Regions from separate parts of the Homo sapiens genome. Here region 2 is linked to region 1. A link is a loop called in an ENCODE intact Hi-C map of the cell type or tissue named here. Cell type or tissue: IMR-90. All regions are shown on one strand. Each heading gives the region's core, and the rest is flanking DNA. Links, peaks and the distances in the headings are about the cores only.

Region 1 (17,123 bases), core at 3,827-11,826:
GTAGAGTAATGCACAGTCAATGTGCAGTAAAGGCTCATGGGGCCAGTGCCCACCTTGTGGAGCATACCATCTCTACCTGAATGTGGCACACACTCTGCAAAACAAAGAGAACAAAGCTCCCCAAACATAAGTTCCACCTCTACTTTCCACCACAGGGAATGACACCATTTCCTACGCAGTCAACGAGACTCAACACTCTGGCAGTCATGTTAGAGTTCTTCCCTTACAGCTGCCCAATCTTGCTCATTCCCTCTCCTAACAGAATACTCAAACACAACCTTTTCATCTACATCACCACATATAACACTTAAGATTACCAAAACAGATTCCTAATAGCTGTCTTTATTCTATTTTCAATTCTGGATCTACTCAATAACATGGCTAAAGTGACCTTTCTAAAATACAAATCTCAAGTCCTCTACCCCTGCTGAAGCTGGAATGTCAACTGCCCCTAGCATTGCTTTCAGACTTTAGATTCTCTTCTGTCTCTCCCCATTACAGTGAGGTCCTTAACTTTCCCAATCTACATGATTAATAATGTTTATTAAATAAGTAAAAGGATAGTACAACTGTGGTGAAAGATGGCCAACTTTTCTAAACATTTCATCATTCATAGTCAAAAATACTTTCATTCAATTCAATTCTGTAAAACAACCTTGTTCACTTTTTAAAAGAACTTCTACAAACTTACACTAAGGCAATAATCAATGATGTGCACAAAGATGCCAAGCATGTTTATCCTGGTGTTGTTTGTAAAAGCAAAACATTGAAAATCTAAATTCAAATACTGGGGGTGATGAGGGCTTTTAAATCTGAACATTAAAAAGAAAAAGGTAGGAAGGAATATAAATAAAAAGAATTGAGGTCCTTAATATATAAAAAGTTCTTATAAACAGTAAAAGACTAAGGCTGTGACTGGCAAATTTCTTAACCATTCAAAGCCTTAGATTCCCTATCTATGAAGCAGAGGTATTACTATACTGACCCTATTCCTTGTTACAAAGTTTAAATGAGATACCACCAACAGGCACACAGAATGAAACCTGTGACACACACCAAACACTTTTTATAAAAATGTTAGCTTCTGTTTTTATTATCTATGTCACTGTTATATACTATGTTTAAACTTATTCAATGCAATATTGTAGAAAAGAGGATAAAAATCATTAGCACAAAGCTTAAATTACTATCATAAAATCAATCTGTGTCACGAAACGGGGAAAAAATGGCCAGCATCCCAGAAACCCACCACACCACTCTATGACCCTTTCTAACCAACACCTCCTTCCTCTTCCTCAAAAGTTACTACTATCCTGACCTCCAAAACCCGATTTGTTTTTATTTATTTATTTTTGAGACAGAGTCTCGCTCTGTCACCCAGGCTGGAGTGCAGTGGCACAATCTCGGCTCACTGCAAGCTCCGCCTCCCAGGTTCACGCCATTCTCCTGCCTCAGCCTCCCGAGGAGCTGGGACTACAGGTGCCCACCACCACGCTGGCTAATTTTTTGTATTTTTAGTAGAGACAGGGTTTCACCATGTTAGCCAGGATGGTCTCGATCTCCTGACCTCGTGATCCACCCGCCTCAGCCTCCCAAAGTGCTGGGATTACAGGCGTGATGTTTTCATATAAGCAGGTGATACAGTTTGGATCTGTGTCCCTGCCTAATTCTCATGTCGAACTGTAATCCCCAATATTGGAGGAGGGCCCCGGTAGGAGGTTATTGGATTAGGAGGGTGGTTTCTAATGGTTTAGCACCATCCCCCCTAGTGCTATCCTCGTGATAAGAGTTCTCACGAAAAAAGGCTGTTTAAAACTGTGTGGCACCTCCCCCTTTTGCCTGACTTTGCAGGCCATGTAAGACATGCCTGCTTCTCCAACGCCTTCTGCCATGATTGAAAGTCTTCCTGAAGCCTCCCCAGAGGCTTTCATGCTTCCTGTACAGCCTGAAGAAAGAACCATGAGCCAACTAAACCTCCTTTCTTTATAAATTGCCCAGTCTCAGGTATTTATTTATAGCAGGGCAAGTACAAACTAATGTAATAGAGTAGAATTGTTTACTTCATCTTATGCCTATAAACTGCAGTTTGTCCATTACCTTGCTTTACAACAATATGGACAAATGATAATTTATCCATTCTACTACTGACCGACACCTGGATTATTTCCAGTTTGGGGCTACTATGAACACTGCCACTTGTAAGCTTCTTGTTATGCATCGTTTGGTATACACAGAGATGCTGTCCTGTTGTTTTTCTGGTCTTTTTTTGTTCCAATCAATTTATCCACTAGCAGTTTATGAAAAATTCTCACGCTCCACTCCTTCACTATGGCATGCAATCATCAGTCTAATTTCAGCCATTATGCTAAGTGTATTTGTGCTGTGGTACTCCAATGTGGTTTTTAATTTGCATTTTCCTAGTTACTCTGAGCATTTTTGCATGTCTATTGGCCACTTATACATCACATCGTGAAATGTACATTCAGGTTGCTTTTCTATTTTTTCTACTGAATTGTAAGCCCATTTCTTACAAATTTCTAGGATTTTTAAAAATCCATATTCTGAATATGATCGAGCCCCTATTGGTTACAGGCAGCTTGCCTTGTCACCCTCTTAATGGTATACTTTGATGAATAAAAGTTCTTAATTTTATCAACTTTTGCTTTACAATTAGTACTATACTTTTGGAATCTAAGAAATTTTTCCTTATATCAAAGTCATGAAAAAAATCTATTACCTTCTAAACACTGGGCTTTCTCTCTCACATCTAAATGCAAAATCCATTTGCATTTGACTTCTGTGTAAAATAGGAATCAAGTTTCATTTCCCCCTCCAAATTAACATCCAATTGATCCTTAACCAATTATTTAAAAGACAAACATTCTCCACTGCTCTGTAACCCCATCCTTATCATAAATCACATTTCCCTTTATGCTTGGATCTAGTTTTGGACTGCCTATTCTGTTCTACTGGATACAGACTTACCTACCTAGGTCTCTGTTCAAGAACTGGACACTACCTAAATTACAATAGCTTTAAAAATTTTAAGATCCAACAGGAAATTCTGTTCTTCTTCAAGAATGTTTTGGCAGGCCAGGCGCAGGGGCTCATGCCTGTAATTGCAGGGCTTTGGGAGGCCAAGGCGGGAATCACTTGAGCCCGAGAGTCTGAGACCAGCCTGGGAAACACACCACCACCTCATCTCTGTAAGAAAAAAAAAAAGCCAGGCATGGTGACGCACACCTGTAGTTCCAATTACTCAGGAGGCTCGGGTGGGAGGACTGCCTGAGCCCAAGATTTCAAGGCTGCAGTGAGTTATGATTGTGCCACTGTATGTGCTCCAGCCTGGGTAACAGAGACCTTACCTCTAAAAGAAAAAAAAAGTAAGTAAGTTTGGCTATTCCATGTAAGTTCCTGATTCACCTCATCAAATCCACCAAAACAAATCCATGTTGGGATGTTGAAATTGAAATTGCATTGATCTCTATAGAATGGTGGTGCCCAACAGAATTTTCCGCAATGATGGATTTACCTGTATCAGTAATGTAGCAAATAGCCACATGTGGCTAGTGAGCATCTGAACAATTTTATTTTTCTTTTCCAATCCTTATTCTTTCCCTTGCCTTATTCTACTTGCTGGGACCTTTAGTACAGTGATGATTTAAAAAGGAGGTAACAGACACTACTCTCACATATTCTCAATCTTGGAAATACAGCTTTCTTAGAAAGAAAGCTTTCAACATTTCTCCAGTATTATGGTTGCTGCAGGTTTTTAACAGATACTATTCCCAGATTAACAAAGTTTCCTTCTACTGCTAGTTTTCTAAGACCTTTTCCTCATGAATAGATGCTGACTTTTATTAAATGCTCTTTCTGTATCTACTGAAATGAGATGACCTTTCTGATTTACTCTGTTGATGTGGTGAATGACGCTGATTGATTTTTGAAATGATAAACGACTTTCCTTGAGCCAAGCATGGTGGTTCCCACCAGTAATCCCAGCAATCTGGAGGCCAAGGTGGGAAAATCACTTGAGCCCAGGAGTTTGAGACCAGCCTAGACAACATAGTGAGACCCCATCTCTACAAAAAAATTAAAACATTAGTAGGGTGTGGTGGCACATGCCTATGGTCCCAGTTACTCAGGAGGCTGAGGTTAGAGGATCACCTGGGCCCAGGAGGAGGAGGGTGCAGTGAGCCATGATTGCACCACTTGCACTCTAGCCCAGGGCAAGATCCTGTGAAAACAAACAAAAAAAGATTTTCCATTTCTGGAATGCGATTTGGTCATGATTTTATGCGTGTGTGGTAGATTCACTGGTGAAACCTTCTGGACCAGGAGTTTTGCTTGTGGATAGTTTCCGTTTTTTTGTTTTGTTTTTTTTTTTTTTTCTTTTGTAAATCCCAAAGACTTCAAAACTAGTGGGTAGCTCTTTCCACTAAGGATCATGTTTAATAGGACTATTCAGATTTTCTATTTTCTGCTGTGTCTGTTAAGTTGTAGTTTTCTAATAGTATAACTTCATCTAAATTTCAAATGGACTGACATCAAGTTTTTATAATATCTTCTCATAAGCTTTTGTGATATCCTCTTCACCTCAACATTGGTTAATGAGGTCTTCTCTTTCTTCATGGTCCGCCTCATCAAAGGTTTAATTTTATTAAGTATGCTGTCTTATATAGGTATTTTTTTTTAAATTTTGGTCTCATCTTGTTCTATCAGTTACCAACAACAATGTATTAAAAATCTCCTACTTAAAGTGTTATACTGGATAATACAAATTCAGGGTTGTTATGCCTTCCTGATGAATAATACCTTTTATCATCATAAACTGCCCTCTTTATTTCTAGTAAAGCTTTTTGCTTTATCTGTTATCAGTCTGACTACACCAAGCCTTCTCTGCATCAATTTTTGTATGGTATGTCTTTTGTCCATCTTTTTACCTTTACCTTCTTCTGTTTCCTTGTATTTTAGGTTTATCTCTTGTAAAGAGTATGTGGTTGAGCTGTATCTATAAATGAACACTAACAATCTATTTGTTCCAACTGTTTTATGTTCCTTTTCCTTTCTTATCTTTTGCTGGAATTTTTTATATCATCTCCCCATATTTTTATTTTTTAGTTACCTTATATATTACAATATTACAAAAGATTATGCATCCTTGACTAATCAAAATCTAATTACTCCCTAAACTCATCCACTATGTTGATTTCTGTTTTAATTCTGTTGCTCTCTCATCCATACACATATGTGTGTATATCTACTGTATTCACAAGACATCCAAATGACCATCCAGCATGGATAGAATCAGACTGAAAGATGCATCTGGAAGGAAAGATGGGTAATTCTGTGACATCCAGATAGCTATGAAAGAATTACAAAGAAACAGGTAGTTCCCTTGATTACTGCTGTTATCACTACCCTCCTGAAATACTTGTTTCATTTTTTGAATCTAGATTGAGTGAATTATATGCATTAAATTCAACAAGCACTTACTGAGGGGCTGCATCAGCACTGTCTTGCGGAGGTGACAATGCCATTCATAATCTGTAACAGCACTTCTTGGACTTTAATGTGCCTGCAAATTGTTTTTCAATCTTTTTAAAAATGACGGTTCTGATTCAGTAGAGCTTGAAAGTCAACATTTCCTTTTTTTTTTCTGAGACAGAGTCTTGCGCTGTTACCCAGGCTGGAGGGCAGTGGTGCACTCTTGGCTCACTGCCACCTTTGTCTCCTAGGGTCAAGCAATTCTCCTGCCTCAGCCTCCCAACTAGCTGGGATTACAGGCACCCGCCACCACCCATAGCTAATTTTTGTATTTTTAGTAGAGACAGAGTTTCACCATGTTGGCCAGGCTGGTCTTGAACTCCTGACCTCAGGTGATCCACTCACTTTGGCCTCCCAAAGTGCTAGGATTACAGGCATGAGCCACCATGCCTGGCCAAGGGTCAACATTTCTAACAAGTCATCAGATGATGCCAATACTATTTTGAAAAGCATTGGTCACCTTAATAAAAGAAAGCTGTTCTCCAACTAATTCAAGTAGTGGATAATCCAAAAATAAGTTATAGTCTATCTAAACAATACACTAGAGGGTTTTTTTTCCCCAATAGATTTACTTTTCTAGTTATAAAGTTGAAACTTTTTTTAGGGAGAATAATACACATTCCCATGCATAACGGTGATATGCTAGGTGACAAAGAATCTGATGTTCTTTTTGGAATTTGCTGTGGATGATCTGAATGTGAATTGGCAAGAAAAAACTTTTTCACTTCTGGTACCTTTTTAGCTATGTATTATAACACCTATCATAACTAGTTAGTGACATTATCAGTTATTTAGTGAAAGTGAAGAAAGATTAAGCCACCAGTACAGGAGGACTGCTGGTAAACATGGTATATAAACGAGGTGTGCTTGCCACATGCTCATTGTCTCCTTTCTTAACTCGACTGCTGTGTATGAAATTCAGAATAAACCTAAGTTTAATTTCCTCCTGCAACACCAAAAAGTATTTAAGTTATCCATTCATTCATTCCTTTCCTATGATAAGATTCCAAGGGGACAAAACTAATATGCGTATTTCTAGTTAACCTGATTTCATAATTAAGCAAATTACCCATGTTTTTACTCTTAAGTTTCTATCTTCCTAAAATTTTAATGCAAATGTTAATGGAAAAAATGACTCAGTTCATCCTGTAACAGGGATGATCATATAAAGTATTATGCGGAACCATATGAAACTGCTGATAGATTTCTGACTACCCTTGGCTTACAAAAACAGTAATTTCATATGGTTCAACCTACTATCTACCGTATTATATAATCTTTATTCAACTCAGTATAATAATATCTTAGCTTAAGAATGTATCACAATACATGTTTTAACATCAGATAATGTTATAATTTAATGATGAACTTAACAAATAATTCAAAGCTATCTAAAATCATCATTTGGAGTGCAGTTCCAAAGTATTTTCAACTGCTGTCAAACAGTATGGAAAGCATGTTGGAGAAAATCATGCATGTGGAGTTCTGTCTTTACGTGCTTCTGAACTGTATGGATCATTTTTACCATGAGCATGTTTCTGTAACTTTGCTAAACTTGGGAAAAATTCAATATTTTACTAAAAGAAAAATGAAGCAGCTTTCTTACTTCAGCCACGTTACTATGTTCTAGCAAGGAACTATAATAACTAGAGACCATATTACCAGTATGGATCAGCACTGATTCTACAGAGAAATATTTCATAAACAACACATCTCAAAGACTGGGACATAAGATTCAAAAAGATAGTGGTAAACACAGAGGAAACAGCAAATACAAAAAGCATGAGAAAAGACCCTAAGTTTAAAAACAAAAAAGTAAAAATAACAAGTATCAGAAGCCATCATCTCTGATACATAACCCACACGTAGCTCTACTTGTAGATCTGAATGTTATTCTTACCTAACCTGAATTTCTTTGTTAGTAATGTGTTAACAGGGGACCATTCCTGTGACAGTATTAATTGATAGTAGATTTTAAAGAGAAACAGTTAAATCAAAGAACAATATTAAAGAACAAAAAGTAAATGAAAATAATTTAATTAAAACTATAGCATCTAAATGTGGAAACTTATGAGGCTGAGGTTCTAAGACAGAATCCACTAAGAAATGAGGAGGGCAACCAAGCTTATGTGGGCAAAAACCCACGAGGTCCCTAGCAACAAGGCACATCCAAAATGAATTGCACCTCTAATGATGGCCGGAAATAAAGGCACATGATTAAGAGGGTAAGTGAACGAAAGTCCATGAGTAAGCTTTGTTCACGATTTTATCATCAGCACCAAGAACAGTGCCTGGCACATGGCCTGCATTCAATAAATATCTGTGCAATAAAGGAATGAACTGAATCCATCAGGAATATTTAGACTGTGAAGAAATCATTGAGAGAGGGAGGGAGGGGACTGCACGGGAGGTAAGGATGAATGTAGTATTTTTTAAATGAGGGGTTCTTGAATCAAAAGCAGAGAAAAGTCTTATAGCACAGGCTACAGCTATTGCTCAGTCAACTGCTCTTACTCATTTTTATATCCCAAGCACACAGTGCAGTGCCTGGCTCCACAGAAGGTGTTAAATAAATATATATTAAAGTGAAAGTAAGCAATGACTGTGACTATGCAAAAAGTCTAATGATAAGGACTATTTAGTAACAGTGAGCCAATAAGAACAAATGAACTGCTTTCTTATTACCCTCTAGTGGCCAATATGTGTTACTACAGGATACACACACACACACACACACACACACACACGTGCCAACATTAAACACACACACACACACATGCACACACAAGCTTGTCAACCCACTAGCCAAAAGAGCATACTCAATTATCTAGAAACACAATGAAATTGCTCATATAAGACGTAAATAAAATCTCAGGTTTTTCAGCATGAAAGATTAACTGAATCTATATATTAAAATTGTTAGTAACAATGGGTTATGGATAAAAACATGTTACCCTTAGGAATTTGTATTATCAGATTTCCACTTATGACCTTTGTAGAGTACCTGGTACCAGACTCCCTCATTCATCATAAACAACTAAAGAACTAGTCAAAACATACGAAATAACCGTTTTCAAACACTGGACAACAGGCAGTGCAGAATCGTGATGACTGAAAAAAGAAATCACTCTTGGTGAGCCCTACAATCCCCCTGGTTTCCTATCTAGAGGCACTTTCCAGGGTACAATATAGGAAGGGGGAGCCCAAACAGAACACAGCAATCTCACTGTGCTGCAGAGACAGAAGGAAGAGTTCAAGGCCACTGAATTGGCTGGAATTTGTGCAGCAGGTAACAAAAAGAGAAGGAGCTCCATCAATCCGTACATAGGGTTCTCCTTGACTCTTTGGCCAAATGCTAAGCTGCACAAGCACTGGGAGAAGGACCATGAAGCCAGGCACAGAACAACTACCAGGGAACTGTGAACTGAATAACTACTAAAATTCACACAAGACTGTAAGACATTGAGTGTTCAAACAGGCTACAGTGGAGAAACCCACAGACATTCAACAGAGACCCCAGAAAATCCACATTTAGGGCTAGGGCTAATCCAGCCCTACAGTAAAGGCTGGCCCCTGTTCTAACAGAGACTGAAACAAACCTCAAAGGATCAAGATGGTCTGCAAGTGAATTAACAGCCTGCCAGGACGACATTCAACACTCTTTAAAGAGAACAACAAAATCCAAACACTCACGGGCCAGCATTCCTCATCCCCATAGCCAGCCCAATTCACTAGGCACAGCAAGAAGCAAGAAAATGTGGTCTGTATTCGGGAGGAAAAAATCCATTTAAGACTCAGAAATGACAGAAAGAGTGAAGTTAGCAGACCAAAACCACTATTATGAATGTTTTAAAATATAAAGGAAAACATGGACAAAATAAGGGAATAGTGAATCTTAATAGAGAAATAGAATCTACGAAAAGGAACTAAATGGAAATTCTAAAAATGAGAAACAAAATAACTCAAATGAAAAATTCACTGAACGGACCTAATAGCAGTTCAGACACCGCAGAAGAAAAGATAAGTGAATGGAAAAACAAAGCAATATAAATTAACCAAACTGAAAACAAGTTTAAAAAAAAAAAAAAAAGGAAAAAGTCACACAAAAATCACACTGAGGCAACTCAACCAAACTGCTGAAAACCAATGATGAAGAAAAAAATTGTAAAAGCAGCCAGAGACAAAAACACCTGTTTCCATATAGGGGAGTCACCACTTTCTCACCAGAAACCATGTGCACCGCCAGAAGAAAATAAAACATCTTTAAATGATGAAAATAAAAAAGACCTTTAACCTACAAATCTATATCCGGTGAGAACACCCTTCAAAAACGAAGGCAAAATACTTTTTCAGACCCATGAAAGTGAAAGAATTTGTCAACAGTAGATCCGCCCTCAAAAAATGTTCACACAAGTTCACAGAAGGAAAATGATTCCAGACAGAAACTGAGATTCACACAAAGGAATAAAGAGCACCAGAAATGTAAATATGTATGTAGATAAATATAAAAGACATTTTTTCTTAATATTTTTGAAAGCCAACTGACTGTTCAAAGCAAAAATAACATTGTGGAGTTTATTACATATAAATAAAACAATCACAGCACAAAGGACAGGAGAAATAAATGTAAGTATTCGGTTGGTGTAAAAGTAGTTGTGGTTTTGCCATTTTATTATAACTTAGATAATTTAAATAAATGTATAACTTAAATAAAATGAAATACTACCTATATTTGAAAATCAAAAATAATCATCTTAAAACTTTAAGACTAATATGCAGATGTGTGCTTTTCATTCATTCTGTATTTAACAAGCACGTATCATTTTTTAGGAACTGTACTATCCTCAACAACTAAATAACAGAAAATCTTACTTAACCCTACAGTAAAAGGGCCCTTACCACTCTTGATTACAAAAGGTAAGCCAAATTCTTACAGCTGAAATAGGAGGCCAAGGATTTATTTTTGGTAATACCATCTGGAAGACAGAAAAGATTAAAATAGTAATCCAACATATAGCTGCTGGATTCCATAAATTATCATATTGTACAGAGGATAACATATAATATGGGTAAATTTATATTTTCTTTAATATCCTAAAGTTATAAAATATTTTAAATAATAAGAATGAATAAAGCAGATAATACCACCTAGTACTAAGTTATTGGCAGTCATGAAAATTCCAGGTAGAGAAATAGTTTTTCTTGTAGTGCCCATAAATTTTAAATTAATAATCAGTAATGAAACCTATTTAAATTAAAATTCTTCCCTACTTAGTACAAAACAAGGTATTGAGCAGTCTTTGAGCCCTTAATTAAATCTAGGAATGAGCGTAGGGACGTTTGGAAACAAAAGACAGGTAAACAAAGACACGCAATGTCTCAAGACAAAGTCTGGAGGTGAAATTAAACCTTTTTAGACAAGTCCAACCACTTAATGAAAAGAATGAAGACCGGTGGTTCTCTAACTTTGACTGGAGGCTAGTGGCTAACAGTGGATTAGAGGCCAAAGTCTCCCTCATAGCGCAGTAACATTTCTGAGATGTGAACGCCGCAAGACTCCCCCACCCCTTTTGTTCGCTACTGCCTCCCCATGGCTTAAAACAGCAGAAGCTCTCTAAGTATCTGCTGCCTGACTTAATAATACAAAAAGAGCACAGACAAATCAATCTGCCATTAGGAGATTTTTAAAATGTCAACAGGAAACAAAAGATTCTCAACATGTTGCAATAAATAAAACATACAATCTGCCGAATTTTAGGTATTAACTGACAATTGATTTTAAATGACTGCAAAAAAAATCTTTTGAAACATTAAAAACTAACACTTTACCAAAAAAAAAAAATCCATGCTAAAGAAAGCAACAAATCTAACATAGCAACTGAAATAATGGTCGCTTATACAAAATACTCACAAACATGTTTAAGTTTGAGCAAATGCAATTTAAAAAGTTTATCTTCATGACTATGGCTGCAGGATCCTTCCTGACTTAATTGGCACTTGACCTAATGCTCCCAAATATTTATGAATATATATATTTTTAATTTGCATACAAGTATTCTCAAGCCCACTCACTCCAGTCCTTTGCGGGAAAAAAACGAAACTTATTTCTGATCAAAGTTTAATTTTAGATGACTCACTGGACAGCCCTGCAGAGACACAGAGAAGAATGCCTTTTAGGCTAGCAGAATCCATATAACAACACAAGAAACAACAAACCAGATGACAGCTGCTGAAGCAGCCCTGTCAGGCAGTATCATGTCTCAATACGAAAACAGAACGTTACATAGAAATCAGAATTTCAATTACATAAATTTCTTCCTAGCAGGGTATTAGAATAACATTATTTATTCAGCAGGTAACTAATCAGGCTAAACTGAAAACATGCCCCCTAAATAATTAAATAAACAAAATCTACCACCACTGTGAGACAGAAAGTACTTTCAAAAATCTACAAGATCTACACAGGACAGTGATGATTACTCCATCGGGCATCCAGGTTAGTAGCCCTAAAGAAAATGAACAAATATTTGGGGTCCTAATTAGACTGCTTATATAAATGCTAACCACTTATTTAATTAAAGGATTCATACTTTCACTGCAGTCATTCAGCCTTCAGTAAGTTTAACTTTCATAAATACATAAAGATTTCACAAGTTTTACAAAAATGGCTCAAGTCATTCCAACTGACACTACAGTGATTATAACAGAGGAACTAATTCTTTCAAGCAAGCTAATAAAATGATTGTCCATCAAAGATGGTAAGCCAGATCCTGAGAGTCCAGGATCTTTCAAGAGAAAAATGACAGTGACCACAGCTTAAGGTTATCAGACGTCTTGATTTCAAAGCTGTCCTTCATACTATTATAGTAGTTGTCAGACGGTATATCCTTATTTATGGCTTAGCAAATAGCAGAGAGCATCAGAAACAGTCCTCCACACACAAAACAGTGAACTGCCAGCCTGACATGCAGTAATGTCACACGGCAAGCACATTCAGTGACTGCCACTTCCCACTCTCAGTCAGGAGATGAGGGCTTCTCTTCCTTCCTCCCAGGTCAGAGGCATCTGTAGGATAGTTAAGGAGAGCAGGGGAAGAGCCTGGACATGGTAACCACAAGCCTCCAGCTGCTCAAAATGCCCTTTATGAAGCCCCATGGACCTCGGCCTGCTCTCTATATCTCACATTCCTCTGCGGCGTGCAAAGTTAGCATATTCATTTACAAAACAGGTAAAACGAGAAATACCTTTGAAAGTTCAGCTTGCTCTACAGAAGACAGACATTAGGCTAGGACTTAGGCGTCCCCTTTTGCTTGCCTTGGCCCCAGCATCAGTGTGGGGCATGGCAACAAATAACCCGGTCTTCTTACACATGAAATAAGAGGATTCATCATCACCCTCAACCATGTAAACCCAAAGTACTCCTCTCCCTTGTACAATGCCTTGGGTTTGAAACGTTACACACAGAGTTGCCAGGGGACAGGAAATGTGCCTCAAAGACGATCTGGAGCCTCTGTTTAGAGCTTAAAAGAAATGTTTTAATAAATGGTGGTTAAAGTTCAACTTAGTTCATTTTTTTCAAAATCAAAAAGATAGTGAAATACTAGTTATGTAAAATTTTTAAAATATAATACATATGTATATGTACACACACACACACACACACACACACACACACACACACAGTAAATTACCCAGATGCCCTCCCCTACCGCCCCCTTGACCATAACTTTGTCTAGCGTGCCTACAGGCATATTACAGCTGTCTTCCAAGAAACCCGTAAGTACAAAAAGAGGGGGAATGGCACAACACATCTAAATGCTGTAATACTATGAAGCCATTCAAAAGTTGAAAGGTGCCTGCTTAGCTGCTTTCCTCTCTAGAGGAGCAGGGTCAGAACACACAGAGGCGGCCAGGAATACAACACAGGCAGAAGGTTACCTACCACAGCCTCAGACCTTCAGCTATGCCATAACCAAGCCATTTTAAGAAGTGTCTGAAGGTGTTACTAAGTTTCAGGCACATAATGTTTCTTTGGAAACAAAGTTGCCTTCCCTGATCTTTACCTCTGTCTTCTTCTAAAGCAGGCACAGCAACAGCAGTCAAGGGGGAAAAAAATTAACTTTTTCCTTCTCCCATCCCAGGGAGAAAAGGGGAGAAGCATACACATAGAGGACTTGCTCTTTTTTAGTTCTAGCTAAACAGCTGTTAAACATACAAGATATTTTTAAGTCTAGTTAAGTACTTGGTACCTATATTGAATTGCAGCATAATACTTAAAATTATCCAATGAGGCAATCATTTGGCTTTGTGATTCTAATTAAAACACTGATTATTTACATAAATTTTCCATTTAAAAATACCCAAAAGGCAAAATATTCATCTGACCAGAGACGCTTTAAAAGTTAAACACAAAAGGCCAGCCGCGGTGGCACATGCCTGTAATCCCAGCACTTTGGGAGGCTGAGGCAGGCGGATCACTTGAGGCGAGGAGTTCGAGACCAGACTGGTCAACATGGCGAAACCCCACCTCTACTAAACACACACACACACACAATTAGGCGATCATGGTGGTACACGCCTGTGGTCTCAGCTAGGGAGGCTGAGGCAGGAGAATAGCTTGAACCCGGGAGGTGGAGGTTGCAGTGAGCCGAGTCCGTGCCCCTGCACTCCAGTCTGGGCAACAGAGTGAGACTCTGTCTTGCGGGGGGGATACAAAAATTAGCCAGGTGTGGTGGCATGCATTTGTAGTCCCAGCTACTCCGGAGTCTGAGACAAGAGTCACCTGAACCCAGGAGTCAGTTTGCAGTGAGCCAGGATCGTGCTACTGCACTCCAGCCTGAGCAACAGAGCGAGATTCTGTCTCTACTAAATAAATAAATAAATAAATAAATAAATAAATAAATAAATAAATAAGTAAGTAAGTAAGTAAGTAAGTAAATTTTCTTTTTACCTCTCAAGCAAATTTTCCAAACCAGAAAGTATTCTCAGTAATGATAGTATGGATAAAGCAGGTTTCTATGACCCTTTATTACAGAATCTGTGAGTTTTTCACAATTAAAAAGTAATAAAAAGTAGTGACAACATTCACTGAACTCTTATTCTATGCCAACTTGTTCCGGTATGCCCTTACACCCACAAAAGCCCTATGCATAAGGTGGCATTATTCCAGCATGTATTGCATTGTACACACAAAGAGGTCAAGCACTCCACCACGGCCCTAAGCATGGTGGCTGAGGTGGGAAGGCCAGAGGTAGGTGGGCCCGCGCCCTTTTCCACTCTGAACCATGCCTCCAAGATAGGAGGGTGGGAAAGTGCTCAAGACACATTAGAAATTCCCCATAAAAGACAAGATTGTTGAACACCTGCAAGTGAATAAAGATAAACTGATCTCAGAGGGGAAAAAGACGCAGGGTTAGGAAACAGCACCCTGCTCGAGGACGTTCTTTCCAAACAGCCTGCTCATCACCCGTGTAAACTGGCAAAGGGGTGGCTGGGCCAAAAGACAGAGGAATTAAGTAAGAAGTCCAGGAAAAATGAACTTCACATCAAATTTTAGAGCACGGTAGCCATGAATCTTGTGAATAGCTCCCAAAAATGTCCTGTGGAAGACAACTAGAAAGCATTCTACAATCAGGCACCCACCTCCACCTGCAGCCTCCTGTGTTGTTCTCATGGGGCACCTCTGGGCTCCAGCTCCTCCAAGGCACCTCCACACTCTCTCAAGTACACTCTTCACTCTTCCCCAAACATGATTCCCCTACTGCTCTGCCTAACTCCCACTTCTCTTTCAAGTAGCAGCTTAAACGTCACCTCATATTTGGCTGGAAAATAGAATATAGACAGAGGGGTAAGTTAAGGCTAGAAAGGCAGGCTGGGTCAACAGAATGGCAAGCTAAAACATGGGATTTTCTAAAACAGCCTAAGAGGGTGACAGATAAAAGTGTGCAAGGAGTGGCACAACTCCAGTTTCATCTTTAGCTATAGCAATTAACACCATAAGGAGTCTGGATTCAATTTTGCCATTTACTAGCTAGCTACCAACTTCTGTGTCGCTTTGGGCAAATCAATTAAATCCATACCTCCCTTTCCATCTGCAGAATGGGTTTATAACAGTACTTAAACCTCAAGGTACTAAGAACAGTAAAGAGTTAATGTTTAAAATGGTACCTGGCAAATGGCAAATGCTAAATGATAGAACGAATGTGTAAGGTGGACTGGAACCAGGAGGAACCACAAATAGAGATCTATCAGTTGCTTACTGCACCAGCCCAAGCACGGGACGGTGAGAGCCCTTAAGGAGGGAATTGTCAGCAAAAGAAAGGAAGGAGATGCATGAAGAGACACTCTGAGAGCAGACTGACAGGACTTCAAAACCTGTTTCAATACGGACGACAGATAAGAGACAGCTGGATTCAAGAATGACTCAGCGGTTCCAAGCCATGGTGACTTGGAAAAAAGAGGTGACTTAAAAAGTCAGAAAAAGAAATTAAATTAGTTGATAATGTCTCCATAAATGTACCATTATTTAAAATTTAAAGACTGCTTCTTGATTTATATCAGCAGTTTCCATCTTATTAAACATATGACATTTAAAATTCTATTGAAAATAGTAAGAAAAAAGGGTACAAAATAAAAGGAAAGAAAAGGGTGTGGCTGAGAAAATTAAAACTGGCACAAGGAGCAAGTCCAGGGTTCTGGTCCCAGCTCTAAGGTTAACTCCATAACACTGGAAAAAACATGTCATCTGTCCAAAGAGCCCAGGCCCTCACACACAGGGGTAGAATCACTGTGTAGTTAAGACCTCTTCAAAATATATACACCACTCTCTCCCTCCCCCATCTCCCAAGAATTGTCCTGGGAGCCTGTTTTTTGCCAGAATGTAACCTAACCTGCTCAAGTATGCTGGGGCACGAAAAAAAAAAAAAAAAAAAGGTGACCACCCCTGAATAACCATCTCTACAATCACTACCGGCTTTGACATTATCACATCTGGCTGAGCACAGCACACTCAGGAATATAAAGCTGTCCCAAAAGCAAAGAGATAAGACCAATCTCACTTATTAAAATCTGTCTGGATAAGGTGCCCTTCTCAATATAGTGGAAAGCCTACTCCATCTTTAACATCAGCATCTTTGTCGTCATTAAATCCTCTTTAAGTCATCTGGTTTTCCGCAGCACATAATCTTAACTTCTAAGTTGTTTTAGATACAACACTTACTGAATCCCTGTAAAATACTATAACTGGATATTTTATCTCAAGTAACAATGAGATAAAATTTTTTAACATCAGAAAGGTGGTGTTTTCCATTAACCCAATAGGTACATTAATTATTTTCACTTACAACAATACTTTTTAAAATGATTTTTTGAAAGATTTAGAATATCATTACCTGAAAATGTGAGGTCATAACCTAAAAAATCTGTTACATTTCATTGCTTCACTTTTTAGACTCATTCCATCAAGTGACCTCCATAAGCATCCAAAACTACTATTGACAGAGGTTGCTCCATGTCTATGTGTCAACCTCAAATAAGACTTTGTTACTCAAAGTAATGGAGATCAGGTACGGTGGCTT
Region 2 (8,000 bases), core at 1-8,000, 210 kb after region 1:
AACCCAAATCTTCACCTTTGGGAAAGGAGCAGCAAGCAGTCCTGTCAATGGAAAATTAGGAACCGATGGGCAGAAATCCCATTCTTCAGTAATCATCAGGAAAAAAACTAAGCTTTTTCTAATCTAAAAAAAATACAGTCATGATAGTTTGACCGTGTGTTTCAGATTTTAAAAAACCATTTTGTAAATTGAAAATATATATTTTTACTTGCTAAGAAAATGCAACTAATACAAAAGAATGTCTTCTGCCCCTTCTCCTCTGCTGCCCCATGAACAGTGCCCAGAATTAACCACATGACATTCTCTGCATCTCACAGTAGTTTCATAGAGCAGCCTTAGGTGATCTGTCCCCAGAGCCTACCCTGGATTAACCTGAAGCAGAGACCCTGTTCCGTACTGCTTAATTAACACGTGATCTACCCTACAGTGCTCTTTTTGCTGAGCTCTTTTTTTCTTTTCTTTTATTTATTTTTTTTTTCTAGACAGAGTTTTGCTCTTGTCACCCAGGCAGAATGCAATGTCTCAGCTCACTGCAGCCTCTGCCTCCTGGTTCAAGCAATTCTCCTGCCGCAGCCTCCCAAGTAGCTGGGATTACAGGTGCCCGCCACCATGCCTGGCTATTTTTTGTATTTTTAGTAGAGATGGGGTTTCATCATGCTGGCCAGGCTGGTCTTGAACTTGTGACCTTAGGTGATTCCCCTGCCCCAGCCTCCCAAAGTGCTGGGATTACAGGCGTGAGCCACCGCACCCAGCCTGAGCTCTTTCTTTCTTTACTTACTTGTTTTAGAGATGGGGTCTTGCACTGTTACGCAGGCTGGAGCACAGTGGCACAATCATAGCTCACTGCAGCCTTAAACTCCTGGTTTCAGGTGATCCTCCCATCCTAGCCTCCCAAAGTGGGTTGGGATTACAGTGCGAGCCACCCCACCTAACCGTGCTCTTGCTTTCTAACAAGGGCCCTTTAGGCTGTTAGCCTCATTTGCTGCTAGACTCATCTCTTGTCCTCTACTCTGAAGTTTGCCTGCATCCTGGCTTGGATTTGAATGCTGCACTATCGTGATTCATACATGATTTCACTCTGGGATTTCAATCTGCTGGCTCTTTGGTTGTTCATATATAAGTGTGGGCTGGCTCTACAGAGCATTTTCTTTGGCGGACTCCCTGTGTTCCACGGTCATTACTTTGGCCTGTAATTATGCCAATTCCAGGCTCCTTTGTAATTGGAGCCCTCCTAAATGTTTGGTTTATAGTCTGGAGTCTTTACATGCACTTATGCCAGTAGTTCCAAACGAATGTCAACTTTGTAAACCTACAAGTTGGAATGTTATTTCTTGAATAGTCCTTATCCGAAATGCTTGGGACTAGAGGTGTTTTGGATTTTGGAATTTTTTCAGATTTGGAGTATTTGTAGATATTTAATGGTTGAGCATCCCTAATCCAAAAATCCAGAATCCGAAATGCTCCAGTGAGGGTCTTCTTTGAATGTCATGTCAGTGCCCAGAAAGCTTTGGACTTTGGAACGTTTCAGATTTCAGATTTTCAGACTAGGGATGCTCCATCCTATTGAAATCTGAAATCAGGTAGTCTCTATTAACATAATTTTGTTAATATGTGCTATCTAACTCCTGAAGCCACGCAACACACCATGATTAGAATTTAATACTCTGCTGCTAAAGATCCTGCATATACTTACTTTTATTAATGTTTACTTTTTATGAATAGTATTTTTCCCTTTCTTTTAAACTTTTGTTCAGTGGCTTCAGTTTCTTTTCCAGGCTCTCAAGAAAGTTTCAGATTTTGAAGTTTCACATCACACTATTGGACAGTATGCTTTTTGTCAGCCCATTTTACTTAGTATTGACGCCTGTGTGTATACTATACCATACGTAGAAGGAACCAGCTATGTTTTACCATGTTGGTTCTGCCCCAGAATGTGATACTAAAACATAAGCCCCCAGAGCATGGGCTTCACCTGTTGTGTTCCCTGCCATGTCCAAGTGCCTAAAACAGTGTCTGATACAGCAAGCATGCCAAAAAAGTTGTCAAATGATGGTATTATTTCTCTATATTGGCAGCACATGTATGTAAGCCATGTAAATTGATATCTTGTTATTTTGTTACAGTTTCATTGCTAGTGAACTAACTTTTGTAGATTTTACTTAAACATTAATCAATTTTAGAATATGACTCAATTGTCCAGAAAGTAATATAACTATTTCCTCCTATACGTGATAATTTCTGTGTTTTTTAAAAACAGGTATAATTACAAACAGTAGATGACTCTTTTCAGTATAAAGTTCCTTGAGACTGTAGCCACCCACAATTCAAGATATGGAACAGATCTGACACCCCCCAAATTCCCCTGTGCTCCTTTGTAGCCCCTGTTTTCAGTCCCTATAGTTTGCTTTTTCCAGAATGTCACGTAACTGGCATAAATATGATTATGTGCTTTGTAGCCTTTGAATCTGGCTTTATCATTAGCGTAATGCATTTCGTTCGGATTCATCCAGGTTGTGTGTTAATAGTTCATTCGTTTTGATGGCCGAGTTGTCCACCCTTGCATAGATGTATCACAGTTTGTTCATCTATTCACCTGTAGAAGACGTTTGGGTGATGATGAATAAAGCTCCCAGAAGCACTTGGGCATGATTTTTGTGTGAACATAGCTTTCATTTCACTTGGGTTTTAAAATCTAGGAATGGGGTTGCTGAGTGGCATTGTCTTAGTTTGTTTGTTTGTTTGTTTGTTTCTGTACCAGGAAATGAACTGCATTGGAGTATCTCAGTTTAAATGATAGTTTGGAGATAGTGTATTCCATGCAAAATTCTCTTTCCTGGAACTTCAGTAAATTTCACATAATACTGGCCATTACTTACCATGTGGAGAACTATCTGAGGATTGTTTATCCTGTTTTTTCAGACAAGATGGAAACAGTTACATAAAATAGTGGAGATGGGGATACCTAACACATTGAAATCTCTTTAATGTTTCTGATTTCCGCTTTCTAATCAAAATGGGTCTCTCAGTGCTACTAAGAAAGGGTAGAGTGTTTCAACAAGCAATTAATTGTCTCACTCATGTTTTCCCACCCAGCTCAGTAACTTACCTTGGTGTTTTGTTTTCATGTTAGTTCACTACTTAGTGCATTTGGTCCTCATTGGTAAATAAAAAGGCATCTCACTATAGGTGTACCGGATCTTTAGACCAAATGGGATGGCAGAATCTCAGGTGGTTTAGGAGGGAAGGCCTTGTTCAGATATATGCACACGACTGTGGGGAACGAAGATGGGCTGTCATGGTGCATCCCACTGCCAGGACCATTGGAAAGGAAAAGCATTGCAGAGAGAATGGCTGAGGCGTTGAGAGGCTTTTACTTTTCTAGCAGTTGTGTTCAAGTCCAAAATAAGAACTAACCCAAAGAAATGTGACTTTTTAACACACAATCTTCAGATCTTTTCCTGAGGAGAGACTATTAGGCCTATAGGTTATCAAAATTTAAGAGGCTTAGAACTTTGTACATTGAGGTCTAAAGGCTACCCACTCTGGGATTTTGTTTTATTTAAAAATGGATTCATTATAATAGGTAATCAATTCACAGGGTTCAACATTCATGAATTTCAAGATCGATACCCCCTGCCTCACCCACCCTATTCATCAAGGGCTTCTCCTGTGGGGCAACCACAGCTATCAATTTCTTGTGATTCCTTCCAAAGATACTGTATGCATCTACAAGTAAATATGTACAAATGTGCTTTTTCTTCCTCTTTTTCACAAATGGTGCAATATACAGCTTAAATTTTAAAAAAAAGTAGAATGTATGGGAGTGAGGGGGCGTAGACTGGACATGCTGATTCATATGCAATAAGGAGTCAGTTCTTAAGATAAATGAAGGAAACTAGCCCTGCATCCCCATATGTACTAGTGTAAATGATCTCCACATTGTTGAAAGAAAACTCACAATTTTCCTATTGTTGGAATTTAGTTTGTCGACCATCTTTTGTTATTTACAAACAGTGTTGCAGTGAATAACTATGTTCATAAGTCATCTCACATCTGCAAATGTATCTGCTGGGCCCATGTGTTTGTAAAATGTTTTTGGTCTTGCCAAATAGCCGGCACGAGGTTGCAACATTTCAGGTTATCCCCAGCAATGCAGAGAAGGCTTATTGCCTCCCCTCTGGCAACACAATGTAATGACATTTTTTTATCTTTGTTTTAATTGCTATTTATCATATTTTTGTTGAAATTGAGCATATTTTTCTGTGTTTAGGAACAATCTGCATTCCCTTTTCTGTGAGCTCTTTGTTCAGATCATTTGCCCTTTTTTTTTTCATTTTTCTTCTGAGTTATCTTTTTCATCGATGTCTTTTTTTTTTTTTTTTTGAAATGGAGTCTCACTCTGTTGCCCAGGCTGGAGTGCAGTGGTGTGATCTCGGCTCACTGCAGTCTCCGCCTCCCGGGTTCAAGTAATTCTTCTGCCTCAGCCTCCCGAGTAGCTGGGATTACAGGCGTGCACCACCACACCCGACTAATTTTTATATTTTTGGTAGAGATGGGGTTTCAACATCTTGGCCAGGCTGGTCTTGAACTCCTCACCTCCTGATCCACCCACCTCGGCCTCCCAAAGTGCTGGGATTACAGGCGTGAGCACCGCGCCCAGCCTTTCATTGATTTCTTTTAGGCATTCTTAAAATATTAGGGAAATCAGCCCTTTGCTAATTTGTTATATTAAGTTGTAGGTATTTTACCTAGTTTATCATTTATATAGTGGTATTGTTCATAGTCATATTTGTGGCCATATTTATTCAGAGTTTTGAGGCATTCATAGAAAGGCCTTTCCCACTTAGATGTGAAAAAAATTATTCTCTATGGTTTTGTCCAAAACTTTTATTATTTCAGTTTTTACATTTAAGTATTTGCTACATTTGTCATACACAAAAAGTTTCAGTATGGTCCAACTTGATTTTTTTTTTTTTTTAAGAGAGAGTCTTACTCTATCACCCAGGCAGGAGTGCAGTGGCGTGATCTCAGCTCACTGCAACCTCCACCTCTTGAGTTCAAGTGATTCTCCTGCCTCAGCCTCCCAAGTAGCTGGGACTATAGGCATGTATCATCATGCCTGGCTAATTTTTTGTATTTTTAGTAGAGAAGGTGTTTCACCATGTTGGCCAAGTTGGTCTTGAACTCCTGATCTCAGGTGATCCGCCTGCCTCAGCCTCCCAAAGTGCTGGGATTACAGGCGTGAGCCACCCTGCCCGGCCCAACTTAATTTTTTTTGGTTGAGTTCTCTGGCCAGTTTCCCAGTATCACTTATTGAATATTCCCTCTCTTCCCTAAGGATTTTAAATGCTACCTTTATCAAACATTAGCTTCCCATACTGTCTGGGTCTATTTCTAGACTTTTGTTCTGTTGATCTTTCAGCCTGAACATGTGTGCTGTATGACACTTTGTAAATTATAGCAGCGTTGTAATATCTCACAGGGCTAGTTTCTCCAATTTCCTTCTTTTCAGATTTATCATTGCATATAAACTTCAGAATCAGCTTGTCTAGTGTATCCCTCCCACTCCCGCCATCTCCCCCTCAAAAAAGAAAAACAATTGTGGTGTTATTTTCTTTTAAGATTAGGTTGCCTTTATAAACCAACTTCTGGGAAAGTAGATTTGTTAAGGGCATTAAATCTTTCCCATTCAAAATCTGGCATGGTTGGCCATTTCTTCAAATTTTCTTTTGTGGCTTTCAGGCATGTTTTAAGTTTTGTCATCTGGGAGTTTTAGACATTTCCTGTGAAATTGACTTATAATATTTTAACTTTTTGTTCCTTTTGAAAATAAGGCCATTTCTTCCATTGTATCTTCTCACTAGTTGTTGGTTTATATGTGATACCTATTGGGTTCTCTGTGTTAATTTTGTACCCAGCTGTCATCTTTTCTGAAACTCTCTTCATGTTGATAGTAGTTTTTCAGTGGATTCCCTTGGGTTTCTTCAGGTATACACTCATTGTGCAAGTAGTGATCATTTTACCTCCTGCCTTTGAATTACCTCTTTCTCTCTCTAGTTTTATTGTATTAACTAGTACTTGCAGAACGTTAATTGTGGTGATAGTGGACATCCTTCTTTTATTCCTGACTTAAATGGATGATATCTTGTTTTCTCATTAAGTTTGATGCTGGCTTTGGGGTAAGGTAGATATATTTGGTCATCCTTCTATTATTTTACTAAGAATTTTATCAAGAATGCATAAATTTTTTCAAATGCCTTTTCAGCATCTATGGAGATGACTATATATAATTTTTCTCTTAATAGCTATTAATATGAGTTGTATTACCAGTTTTCTCATTATTAAACTATGCTTATATTCCTTGACTGAATTCTACTTGGTTATGTATAGTGTTGTTTTAAGTTGCTACTGGATTGCATTTGCTAATATTTTATTTAGGACCTTTGCACTGGTATTTACAAATGAGAATAATCTAGTTTTCTCTCTTCTCTCTCCTGTCTCTCTCTCTGAGTGTGTAGACTTTTGTCTTATTTTGCTGTCATTGTTATGTTGGCTTTTTTTTTTTTTTTAAGTTCGTTGCTTTCTAATAGTTTTATAGTGGAATTTTCTGTTCTTCACACAGAAAAATTCAGGGAATGATCTCCTGTGAAGCTGTCGGGTTTGGGGGCCTTATTTAGAACTTTATTTTTTCTATGATGATTGATTTGCTTGGATTTCATGTCTCCCTTGGAGTGATTTTGGATAAATTATATTTTCCCAGAAAAATAATTCACTTAGTCAGCTTTTCAAATTTACTTATATACAGTTGAATAGTGTTGAATATTATCTTTTAATTACCTCCATTTTTCTAGTATTTCTGCTCTTATTTCTTATTTTGGATATTTGTGTTTTTCTTTTTTGATTAGATTATTTAATAATTTGCTTTGTTCCCCCCCTCCCCCCACCCCCAGAAGAAAGACCTATTGGACTTATTAAGGGATCAGTTTGGCCAGTTTTTAAAAGTATATCATGGACACTGAAAAGAGCATATTCTCTGTTTTCAGGGTATAGAGATCTATGTATGCCAGTTCATTATACCCTGTTGATATGTGACGTAGGTCTTCTGTATCCTTGTTTCTTTCTGTCTACTCTATTGGTCATGATCTGTAAATTAATGTCTCCCACAACGAATTTGTTTTACTCAGTTTCTCCTTAAATCTATTCCCTGTAGTTTTTGCTTTACAAGTGTGGACACTGTTTGATCTGCAGATAATAATACCACGTCTTTTTCTTTTTTTAGAGACAGGGTCTCGCTATGCTGCCTAGGCTGGTCTCAAACTCCTGGGCTCAAACAATCCTCCTGCCTCGGCCTCCCAAAGTGCTAGAATTGCAGGCATGAGCCACCACACCTGGCCTCACAAGTCTTTATTGTGAGTTGCTCCTTTAGAATTGTAAAGTCCCCTTTGTCTTGTTTAATCCTTCATTCTCGGAATTCAGCATTGTCTGATATTAAGGTGACAATCCATGCCTTCTTTCTTTGCCTTTGTTTATCCTTTCTTTTTTATCCTCTCCAAATCCACCCCTGCCATTTTAGGTGCTTCTCTGTCATACAACATAAAATTGGGTTTTGCCTTGTAATGGAATATTCATGTCTGTTTTTGAATAGGCATTAATTTGGCTCATTTGTTAATATGACATACGTTTGGCATTAATTCTGTCATTCCTGCTTGGTTGGGGGGAATGTGTTTTTAAGTAGCTTTTGAAACATCTTTTTACAGTCTGTCTTGTTTGCTTTAGTTGTTTGTATGATTTTCTAGTCATCTGGAGTTTTATTTTTGTTTTAACTGTTACCCTTGCAACTTTTTATTGTACCTGAATCTTCACATTTTAGACATTATTTATTAATTTCCTACTGTGAACAATGGTAAATTAGCATATTTCCTCTTTCCTTTTCCCTTTCTTCCCGCTACTACCTGATCTTAGTTACTTATAGTATTCGTCGTTGTTTACTTCTGTTAAGT

What was found. A loop is a pair of places that touch in the nucleus more often than their neighbours do. Peaks named below come from ENCODE experiments on the same cell type or tissue, not always from the same donor. Only the 100,000 strongest peaks of a DNase experiment are listed, where the experiment ranks them.
Region 2: a loop joins it to region 1, with 5 times the contacts of the local background. A loop is called at or near these places in 30 of 110 quality-filtered maps.

What each region holds. Positions count from the first base shown.
Region 1 is chr21:37,454,375-37,471,497 of GRCh38, reverse strand. The region is part of intron 2 of DYRK1A (dual specificity tyrosine phosphorylation regulated kinase 1A); the gene reads right to left. Among named protein-coding and RNA genes, the nearest start is that of KCNJ6-AS1, 56 kb to the left of the region's middle. RefSeq lists a silencer at 8,190-8,239 and enhancers at 13,634-14,145, 14,146-14,659. In IMR-90, for the core only: CTCF peaks have their summits at 8,233 (motif pointing left) and 11,138; DNase peaks (open chromatin) are centred at 7,837, 8,167 and 11,707; H3K4me3 peaks cover 379 bases.
Region 2 is chr21:37,247,283-37,255,282 of GRCh38, reverse strand. All of the region lies in intron 1 of VPS26C (VPS26 endosomal protein sorting factor C), which reads left to right. Among named protein-coding and RNA genes, the nearest start is that of VPS26C, 16 kb to the left of the region's middle. In IMR-90, for the core only: a CTCF peak has its summit at 4,152; DNase peaks (open chromatin) are centred at 1,142 and 4,102; H3K27ac peaks cover 494 bases.